2 separate regions of the Homo sapiens genome follow, and region 2 is linked to region 1. A link is an interaction called in ENCODE POLR2A ChIA-PET data of the cell type or tissue named here. Cell type or tissue: GM12878. All regions are shown on one strand. Each heading gives the region's core, and the rest is flanking DNA. Links, peaks and the distances in the headings are about the cores only. Region 1 has its middle 28 kb from the start of MIR10226. Region 2 overlaps CBX1 (chromobox 1).

Region 1 (5,372 bases), core at 1-5,000:
ACCTGTAATCCCAGCAATTTGGGAGGCTGAGGAGGGCAGATCACATGAGGCCAGGAGTTCGAGCCAGCCTGGCCAACATGATGAAACCTTGTCTCTACTAAAAATACTAAAATTAGCTTGGCGTGGTGGTGTAATCCCAGCTACTGGGAGGCTGAGGCACAGGCATTGCTTGAATCCGGGAGGCGGAGGTTGCAGTGAGCCGAGATTGTGACACTGCACTCTAGCCTGGGAGACAGAGTGAAACTCTAAACAAACAAACAAATAAAACTGCTGTGATCTGCGTCTGCTGTAAAAAATTATAGATTCTGAGCTGCATTAATAAAATACAGTCTTTAGAACAAGGGAGGTGATGGTCTTTCTTTATCCTGTGCCCTTTGGAATTAATCTTTAGGTCTGGGGCACTATTTATAAAGAAAGGCATTGCTAATGAAAAAGCCTATGGGATATATAAACAATAGTGAGATTTTGAAAGGAGAGCACTTGAGGAATAGGTGAAGGAATTAGGAATGTTTAACTCTCAGGGATTCCTTTTGGCTGCCTTCTAGACATTTGATTGGCATCTGAACTGTGGAGGAAGATTTACATATTCTCCATCAATTCACACAATGAAAAAAGGACAGAAGGAGGTGAATTACAGGGAAATAGTCTCTGGTTTAGTATGAGAAAGATTTTTCTAAACATTAAAACAGGGCCAGGCGCGGTGGCTCACGCCCGTAATCCCAGCATTTTGGGAGGCCGAGGAGGGCGGATCACGAGGTCAGGAGATCAAGACCATCCTGGCTAACACGGTGAAACCCCGTCTCTAATAAAAATACAAAAAATTAACCCGGCGTAGTGGTGGGCGCCTGTAGTCCCAGCTACTCCTGAGGCTGAGGCAGGAGAATGGCGTGAACCCGGGAGGCAGAGCTTGCAGTGAGCCGAGATGGCACCACTGCACTCCAGCCTGGGTGACAGAGCCAGACTCCATCTCAAAAAAAACAAAAACAAACAAACAAAAAAAAAACATTAAAACAGCCTGAAAATAGAAAGGTATTACCTAGTGAGGTAATAAGTTATCTGTGGCTGGAAGTATCCAAAGAAGGCTATTATGAGGGCTACTATAATAATAATTCTTGCAACAGGAAGGACCCTAGGTTAGGTAGACTGCTGGTCTGTTGAACTCTAAAGTTCTAGGTAATTACATGTCTATTTAGAAACAAAAACAAAAACAAAAACAAAAAAACACCTACCAGCCTCTCTTCTCTGTGGTCTTTATTATATAATGTTTACAGAAACTGCCCACACACCCACTGATTGTATAAAGCTTGGGACTGGACTGGGAGCTTCTTCATTTTGAATTCCTTGCTTCCCTACCCCATCTCTTTTCCAGCCTTCCATCCTGCCCCTTAGTTGCCTCTGTCCAGAACTTTCCATGTCTGCCTGCAGGATGGGACTTCTTGAGAGATCTGTAATATTGAAAATTCTGCCAGGCACAGTCGCTCATGCTTGTAATCCCAGTACTTTAGGAGGCTAAGGCGGGCGGATCACTTGACACAAGAAATTCGAGACCAGCCTGGCCAACATGATGAAACACCGTCTCTACTAAAAATACAAAAATTAGCTAGGCGTGGTAGCACGTGCTTATAATCCAGCTACTTGGGATGCTGAGGCACGAGAATTGCCTGAACCCAGGAGGTGGAGGTCAAAGTGAGCTGAGATTGTGCCACTGCACTCCAGCCTGGGCAACAGGGTGAGACTGTCTCAAAAAAAAAAAAAAAAAAAAAGAGGCCACATGCAGTGGTTCATGCCTGTAATCTCAGCACTTTGGGAAGCCAAGGTGGGCGGATCACTTGAGGTCAGGAGTTCGAGACCAGCCTGGCCAACATGGTGAAACCCCGTCTCTATAAAAAATACAGAAGTTAGCCAGGCATGGTGGCACGTGCCTGTAATCCCAGCTCCTTGGGTGACTGAGGCAGGAGAATCGCTTGAACCCGGGAGACAGAGGTTGCAGTGAGCCGAGATGGCGCCACTGCACTCCAGCCTGGGTGACAGAGCAAGACTCCATCTCAAAAACAAAAACAAAAACAGGACAAAAAACAAAAAAAAAAAAAAAAAAAGCTGGGTATTGTGCCAGTCTCCCTACTGAGGCTGACTCTAACCCATAGCTGACTGGCATTTGCTCTCAGAGCACAGTTTCTGCATTTGAGGAATTTCGCTGGAATCCCAGCACTCTTCTTAGTGTGGCAGAAGGCAAGGTGAAGGTGTGAGTTAGTGGAATATGTGGGTTCTAAACACCAAGCGGAGCAAACCCCCAAGGATGGACAGCACATCTCAAGAGCAAAGGAAGGTAGAAAACAGAGATCAGAGACAGCCTCTCTTTCTCTCCTGTAGCCTTTCCCCCCAGTTCTTTTCTGTTTTAATCACAGGAAGAGTGATTAGTCAGCCGAGGAAGGATGGGGGAAGAAAGCAGATGAGTTTTATCTGGCTGGGGTCTGCCCAAGCTGCAGCCATGTGACTACCTGGCTGACCTGGGGTCTCCATCATGTCCCTGCCTGTCCACAAGACGGATCAGGCTGCCCTTCTCTGCAGCACCCACCCCCGCCCCCATTCCAGGAGAGGGTTGCTAGGATAATTATAGCCTACTTGTTTCTCTCTCTCCCTCTCTCTTATTCCTGTAGGTCCTGGACATTTTTTACTTTCTCAGAGGACTGGGGAACTTCTTCAACACTGTAGTAAACTAGAATCTGGAAAGTTCCTTCCAGCAGAAATGAGGAGGTTAAATTCTCAGAAATGATTTCTATTTTTTACCCTTCTCTACCCACCTCCCTCCCAATGTTAACTGGGAACCTATTGCTTTGCCCTTCATTTCAACAACACAGAGCCTTTCCCCAAATATTCAGGCCTCTCTGTCATCCTTAAAACTGCTCCCCTCGACCTGCTGGGCTCAAGTGACTCACTCACCTCAGGCTCCTGAGTAGCTGAGACTACAGGCATGCACCACTTCTGGCTAATTTTTATATTTTTTGCAGAGACGGGGGTCTCATCATGTTGCCCAGTCTGGTCTCGAACTCCTGGGCTCAAGCTATCTGCCCACCTTGGCCTCCCAAAGTGCTGGGATTACAGGCATGAGCTACTGTGCCCAGCCTCGGGTATCTCATGCAGTATTGAAGGAAACAGACCTGGCTTTGAATCCTAGTTCTATCAGTTGCAAGCTCTGTGACCTTGGATAAGTGGCAAAATCTCTCAGAGGATCCATTATTCCACTTGTGAAATGGGAATAATTATACCCATTCACACAATTTTTGTAAAAATTCAACAAAATAATGCATGTAAAGCTCTTAGCCAATGACTGGCAAAGTAAGTGCTCAAAAGATGGCAACTACTGCTCCTAGGGCTCACCTTTGTTTGTGCTAAGTGGATGAAGCAAAAGGAGATGGCAGGGGTTAAGGGAAACACACCAGAAAGGAGGCTCACAGAGGAGATGCTGAAAGGGATGGATTTGGTTAATGTAGGACAGATGGCGGAGAAGGAGGAAGAAGACGGGGAGAAGGAAAGGGGAAGGAAAAGGCTCATTGGAGACTAGCCTGGCAGAGTAAGAGAGAAAGTTGGGATGCACAGAACAAGACAGAGCACGGGAAAGGGATGGACAAAGAGCAGATGGGAGAGGAAGACAGAATGACAAAGACGCGGAGGGCGGGGGAAACCCAGCTGGTGTGAAACAGACAAGAGGTGCTGGAGAAGACAGAAGAAAAAGAGAAAACCAAGGGGTGGGGGGCGGTGTCAAAATGAGACAGGGAAGCAGGGGCAGGACAGACAGACTGAGAGCGAGTTGGGAAAGCACAAGACGGACAGACAGATGGCAGGGACAAGAGGGTGCCCTGGGTTGCCTGCATTCTGCTGTGTTTACCAGCTAATTGAGTTAAATTGTTGTCAGAGATGTAATTAAAGGGTAGAGAGAGCTCTCTGGCAGGCCCGAAACAGATGGAGGGGGCTTTAATTGGTAATTAAATTCTTCCCTGGCAGCTGAGGAAGGAGCTTGTGCTTCAGTCTCACAAGGCCACGGGTGGCCTTCCCCCCACTCCTGGCCCCTCTCAGGGGCTCTTTGGGGAGGGGGCTGGGCCCTGCGCACCAGCAGCCCGGCAGGCGGCGAGGCCTGGTAACTGCAGGAGAATGAATGCCAAAGCGACCCTTCTTCCCTGCTGGGGCTGGCTCAGCTCCCATGAGCGAATCCAAGCACACCCACCCCCGCGCCTGCTCCTCCCCAACCTCCCCACCCTCACCCACCAAACTAGCATTGACCGATGAATTCCTACGTGGCCCCCATTGCTTCACTTGGGATCCCAGGGAAGAATAGTGGGGCTCTGGCCCTGCAGCCTGATCAGCTTGGGAAGAGTTAGTTGGTTTAGTCAGGGACCCAGGCAGACCCATCTCTTGGCATGGCTCCCACGAGTCTGTCAGCATCTGCCCCCCTCCCCCTTCCAGGAGACGCTGTGCAGAGATTCTATTCTGCGTGGCACATCACTGTCTGGCGCTGACTCTGCTTCCATCCTTCTCCACCCCCTGCCCTCACCCCCACAGCAGCAAATAAGACAGGGATGGGATCAGTCACCCTGATGGGCAGATAGATTGGTTAGATGCTCTAAGATGTGGGCATTCAGACTAATCAGCTTTCAATTCCAAATCTCAATTTGACCTTAATTTCATTGGAGAAGGACCCTTGGGATGGCAGATTTCCCTGAAACCCACAAATTCTAGACGTGATCCATTTCAAAGAAAGAGATAAGTAAAAAGAGAGCACAGAGGCAAGGCTTTTTAAAAGAAGGCTGAACAGGAAGTTAGGCAGAAAGAAAATCCAGGGCAGACATTGTGGGATTATTGTAAAATGCATGGCTGACTATGAGTCAGCAATACAGTGCTATTCTTACAAAAGCAAGCTGCATGCCGGATGCATAAATAAGGAACCTGGGGGTCATTCTCATTATATCTCAGCTGATCAGACAAAAGTTCTTTGTCTTGCTCTGGACTCCAGGGAGCCTAGAGAGTCACAGGCGAGTTTCAAGGGGTTTCTGGGAGAACTGTAGAAATGACAGAAGGATTTGTGAGGCAGAGTGCCCGACTGTATGAATTTTCACTCAGTTTGTCAAGCATTCTCTGTTTTTTTGCCTTCAGCCCCACATATGCTGGTCTTTCTGCCAGGATCTTTGCTCTCCACCCTCCCTTCCACATCCTTGGACTAACTGCTACTTATCCTAAGTCCGCAAATTAGCACTCCTTTCCTTCTTTCCCCTCCCTCCCTTCCTTCCTTCCTTCCTTCCAGTTGAGTCTCACTCTCTTGCTACATGCTGGAAAGCAGTGGTACAAACACCACTCACTGCACCCTCCACCTCCCAGGC
Region 2 (5,372 bases), core at 373-5,372, 88 kb before region 1:
CCTTCACCTGCCTTTTGATGATTGGTATGTAGTTGCTGATTCTTTCAACAAAAGGTACTTCTTTCTTGTTTTCTCTTTAGGGCTTATGGATCAGATTTATCTTGCTGCTTATTCCCTTAAAAGCTTATAGCTTTGGAATTCTATTCCCTGATGCTTCTGAGACAGTCATCCTCTTTTTTTTGAGATGGAGTTTTGTTCTTGTTGCCCAGGCTGGAGTGCAATGGTGCAATCTCAGCTCACCGCAACCTCAGCCTCCCAGGTAGCTGGGATTACAGGCGTGTACCACCATGCCCAGCTAATTTTGCATTTTTAGTAGAGATGGGGTTTCTCCATGTTGGTCAGGCTGGTCTCGAACTCCCAACCTCAGGAGATCTGCCTGCCTCAGCCTCCCAAAGTGCTGGGATTACAGGCGTGAGCCACCGCGCCCCACCTGAGACATCCATCTTTATTGTCCATATAGGGTTCAACAACTTGTTCAGGTTCCAGACCTACCTTTAATTGTATGTGCAAGTAAAAATAGAAACAGAATGCTTTGGGAACCCCAAAGAAAAGAGAAATATTATTTAGCTAGGTTGGGTAGGCTTCATGGAGAAAGTAGCATTTTTAAGCTGGGTCTTGAAGAATGGATAGGATTTTGACTGTTGGCCCTGTACAGGAGCACACTACTTTCTTTTTTCTTTCTTTTTTTTTTTGAGGCAGAGTCTTGCTCTGTCACTGAGGCTGGAGTGCAGTGTCAAGATCTTGGCTCACTGCAACCTCTGCCTGCCTGGTTCAAGTAATTCTTGTGCCCCACCCTCCCAAGTGGCTGGGATTACAGGCATGCACCACCACACCTGGCTAATTTTTGTATTCTTAGTAGATATGGGGTGTCACCATGTTGGCCAGGCTGGTCTTGAACTCCAGGCGTCAAGTGATCCACCCGCCTCGACTTCCCAAAGTACTGATTTATAGGTGTGAGCCACCAAGCCCAGTCAGGAGCACACTTTTTTTTTTTTTTTTTCCTTTGAGACAGAGTCTTGGTCCGTCACCCAGGCTGGAGTGCAGTGGCGCGATCTCAGCTCACTGCATCCTAACCCCGTTTTCCGGATTCAAGCAATTATCGTGCCTCAGCTTCTTGAGTAGCTGGGACTACAGGTGCGCCATGCTGGCTAATTTTTTTTTTGTATTTTTAGTAGACACGGGGTTTCACCATGTTGCTGGGCTGGTCTCAAACTCCTAGCCTGAAGGATCCACCCACCTCGGCCTCCCAAAGTGCTGAGATTACAGGTGTGGGCCACAGAGCCCAGCCCACACTTTTTTTTTTTGGAGACAGAGTCTTGTCCTGTATCCCAGGCTGGAGTGCAGTGGCACAATCTTGGTTCACTGCAGCCTTCACCTCCCAAGTTCAAGGAATTCTCCTGCTTTAGCCTCCTGACTATCTGGGATTACAGGTATGTGCCACCACACCTGGATGATTTTTGTATTTTTACTAGAGTTGGGGTTTCACCATCTTAGCCAGGCTGATCTTGAACTCCTGACCTCAAGTGATCCACCTGCCTTGGCCTCCCAATGTGCTGGGATTACAAGCATGAGCCACTGCGCCCTACCAAGCCCACACTTCTTTTTTTTTTTTTTTTTTTTTTTTGAGACAGAGTTTCACTCTTGATGCCCAGGCTGGAGTGCAGTGGCACGATCTTGGCGCATCGCAACTTCCGCCTCCCAGGTTGAAGCGATTCTCCTTCCTGAGCCTCTGGAGTAGCTGGGATTACAGGCATGCGCCACCACACCCAGCTCATTTTGTATTTTTAGTAGAGATGGGGTCATGTTGGTCAGGCTGGTCTCGAACTCCTGACCTCAGGTAATTCGCCTGCCTCAGCCTCCCATAGTGCTGGGATTACAGGCGTGAGTCACCATGCCGGGCCTAAGCCCACACTTCTTAATACTTAATAGATGAGCAAAGCTATGGAGGAAACATAGGATATGTTCAGGTTGTGGCCAGGTTATAGTCTTTGACAGGAATGTAGATTTTGTGAGGGAAGAAGGGACATAATTAGTCTGGAATAAGAACCGAAGAATATAAGTGTTACACTGACGACTTTGGCCTTTTGTTTTAAATGGGAGGAAACCTTGTAGAAAATATTTCCTATTCAGTCAGCTCCAGCCCAAACTGGTTTATATGTGTCACATTGCCTTTGTTTACAACAGTTCCTGAAGCCAAATTGCCCTACCAGTACACCTTTTCAAATGCTAGTAAAGCCTGGTTTCAAACTCAGCTTTTCAAAATGTTTACTGATGCCCTCGCCAGTTCTTCCTCCAACCTCCTATAGTGCGTTTATGGCTACTTTTTATTGCTTATACTGCTTTTGGTAATTATGTATGCTTGCCATTTCGGACTCTCACTTGAACTTGCATTGTTTACCTTTTTGTAAATTTTTTTCGAGACCTGTCTTCTGTGTCTTTTTTTTTTTTTTTTAATTTTATTTTTGAGACAGAGTCTCGCTCTATTGCCCAGGCTGGAATGCAGTGTCGTGATCTGGCCTCACTGCAACCTCTGCCTCCTGGGTTCAAGCAGTTCTCCCTGCTTTAGCCTCCCAAGTAGTTGGGTAGCTGGGATTACAGGCGCCTGCCATCATGCCCAACTAATTTGTTTCTTTCTTTTCTTTTCTTTTCTTTTTTTTTTTTTTTTTTTGAGACAGAGTTTTGCTCTTGCTGCCCAGGCTGGAGTGCAATGGTGTGATCTCGGCTCACTGCAACCTCTGCCTCCTGGGTTCAAGCGATTCTCCTGCCTCAGCCTCCCGAGTAGCTGGGATTACAGGCATGCGCCACCACGTCCGGCTCATTTTGTATTTTTAGTAGAGACTGGGTTTCTCCATGTTGGTCAGGCTAGTCTTAAACTCCTGACCTCAGGTGATCTGCCGACCTCGGCCTCCCAAAGTGCTGGGATTACAGGCCTGAGCCACCATGCCCGGCCTAATTAATTAATTAATCTTTTAGAGATAGAGTCTCGCAGCTGGGTGCGGTGGCTCACGCCTGCAATCTCAGCACTTTGGGAGTCTGAGGTAAGTGGATCACGAGGTCAGGAGTTCGAGACCAGCCTAGCAAAGATGGTGAAACCTTGTCTCTACTAAAAATAGAAAAATTAGCCAGGTGCAGCGGCGGGCACCTGTAATCCCAGTTACTCAGGAGGCTGAGGCAGGAGAATCCCTTGAACCCGGGAGGTGGAGGTTGTGAGCCAAGATAGCTGCACTCTAGCCTGGGCAACAGAGCAAGACTCCCTCTCAAAAAAAAAAAGAGAGAGAGAGAGAGATGGAGTCTTGCTGTGTTGCCCAGGCTGGTCTGAAACTCATGGCCTTAACCACTCCACAACCCTTGCCTTGGCCTCCTAAACTGCTGGGATTACAGGTGTGAGCCACAGTGCCTCGCTAATTTTATTTTTTTTTTAATAGATAGTATTAAAAGGTAGAAGATCTGGTCGGGCATGGTGGCTCAGTCCTGTAATCCCAGCACTTTGGGAGGGCGAGGCGGGCAGATTACCCGAGGTCAGGAGTTCGAGACCAGCCTGACCAACATGGAGAAACCCCATCTCTACTAAAAATACAAAAGTAGCTGGGCATGGTGGCGCATGCCTGTAATCCCAGCCACTCGGGAGGTTGAGGCAGGAGAATCACTTGAACCTGGGAGGCGAAGGTTGTGGTGAGTCAAGATGGCACCATTGTATTCCAGCCTGGGTGACAAGAGTGAAACTGCATCTCAAAAAAAAAAAAAAAAAAAAAAAAGATCTGGCTGGGCATGGTGGCTCACGCCTGTAACCTGAGTACTTTGAGTGGTCGAGGTGAGTGGATCACCTGAGGTCAGGAGTTCGAGACCAGCCTGGCCAACATGGTGAAACCCCCTCTCTACTAAAAATACAAAAATTAGGCCTGGTGTGGTGGCTCACGCCTGTAATGCCAGCACTTTGGGAGGCTGAGGCTGGTGGATCACCTGAGGTCAGGAGTTTGAGACCAGCCTGGCCAACATGGTAAAACCCCGTCTCTACTAAAAATTCAAAAAATTAGCTGGGCATGGTGGCGCGTGCTTGTAATTCCAGCTATTTGGTGGGGCTGAGACAGGAGAAGCACTTGAACCCTGGAGGCAGAAGTTGCGGTGAGCCAAGATCATGCCCCCGCATTCTAGCCTGGGCAAGAGTGAGACTCTGTCTCAAAAAAAAAAAAAAAAAAAAAAAAAGGGCATGGTGGCGGGCACCTGTAATCCCAGCTACTTGGGAGGCTGAGGCAGGAGAATCGGTTGAACCCCAGAGGCGGAGTTCTAAAGTGAGCCGATATCACACCACTTCATTCCTGCCTGGGCAACAAGAGTAAAATTCCATCTTAAAAAAAAAAAAGCTAGAAGATCTGCAGTTATGAACTTTGATAGCCATTAACTGACTAGATCTTCAACCTAAACGGGTTAAAAGAGGGGGAAAGAAAATGGAATGGTAAAAAGAACTAGATGGAAAAAGGAATGAAGTAAGAAGTGATATGCAAAATAATTGTCATCTTCTCCGTGCCTCCCATTCCCTCAGTCTAGTCGAGGTCTTTCCACCTGGCCATGTTTCTTTTCCTCAGATAAAGCAAGCTCATTCTCACCTTAGGACTTTCAAACCAACTATTCCCTAACCTTGGAGTGCTTTTCTTATTTTGGCTGAGTTGTCTCCTTGTAGTTCGGGTTTCTGTTTAAATGTTATTCTAAAGAAATTTGCTTTGTAACATTTATCAGTAATATTTTCTTGTTTATTGTCTGTGCCATGCTTTGCAAACACATGTGTGCACACACTCAATAGTGCTCACTCACTTGTCTGCACTAGAATAATAAGGTCTAAGAGATCAAGGATTTTGTCTGTCTTGTCTACCCCATTTTTCCAGCACCTTACACGTAATAGGTGCCCAGTAGATAATTGTTATGTGAATGAATACAATAGGAGCATGTTCATACAGAGTTAACCCAGTCTGGGGCTCTAGGGAAGGAATTCTAAGGAAGTGACATTTAAGCTAAGGAAATTGGTTAAGTGAAAAGTTGGGCAAAGCGCAAGGTAATGATGATTGATAGGTGTAGGTGCAGGGGCCTTCAGCTCAAATGCCCACAGATAATGATGTGAAGAGATAGATTTTCATTTTGAAATCACTGGCTAGTGTTGAAAATGAATTGGATCAGGAGTTACCCATTGCAAGAGATGATGGTGGCTTCGAATAGAGCAGCAGCAGTGGGGCTGGAAAAAAGTATGAATTGGAAGATATTTAAGATATAAAATTACCAGGATTTAGTGAGAGACTGGATATGGAGGATGAGGAATCAGAGCTGATTCCCATATTTTTGTCTTGAGTACAGCAAAAGCTATATGAATTCTGAGACTGTTT

The links. Peaks named below come from ENCODE experiments on the same cell type or tissue, not always from the same donor. Only the 100,000 strongest peaks of a DNase experiment are listed, where the experiment ranks them.
Region 2: POLR2A ChIA-PET joins it to region 1 with 6 read pairs; 6 of 35 experiments call an interaction of 5 or more read pairs at or near these places.

The regions. Positions count from the first base shown.
Region 1 is chr17:48,002,303-48,007,674 of GRCh38, reverse strand. No RefSeq gene overlaps it. Among named protein-coding and RNA genes, the nearest start is that of MIR10226, 28 kb to the left of the region's middle. RefSeq lists a silencer at 3,998-4,292 and an enhancer at 4,033-4,587. In GM12878, for the core only: no CTCF peak of the experiment used is centred there; a DNase peak (open chromatin) is centred at 4,884; H3K4me3 peaks cover 537 bases; H3K27ac peaks cover 2,464 bases.
Region 2 is chr17:48,090,367-48,095,738 of GRCh38, reverse strand. The region is part of intron 1 of CBX1 (chromobox 1); the gene reads left to right. Among named protein-coding and RNA genes, the nearest start is that of CBX1, 8.4 kb to the left of the region's middle. RefSeq lists an enhancer at 1,171-1,760. In GM12878, for the core only: no CTCF peak of the experiment used is centred there; no DNase peak of the experiment used is centred there.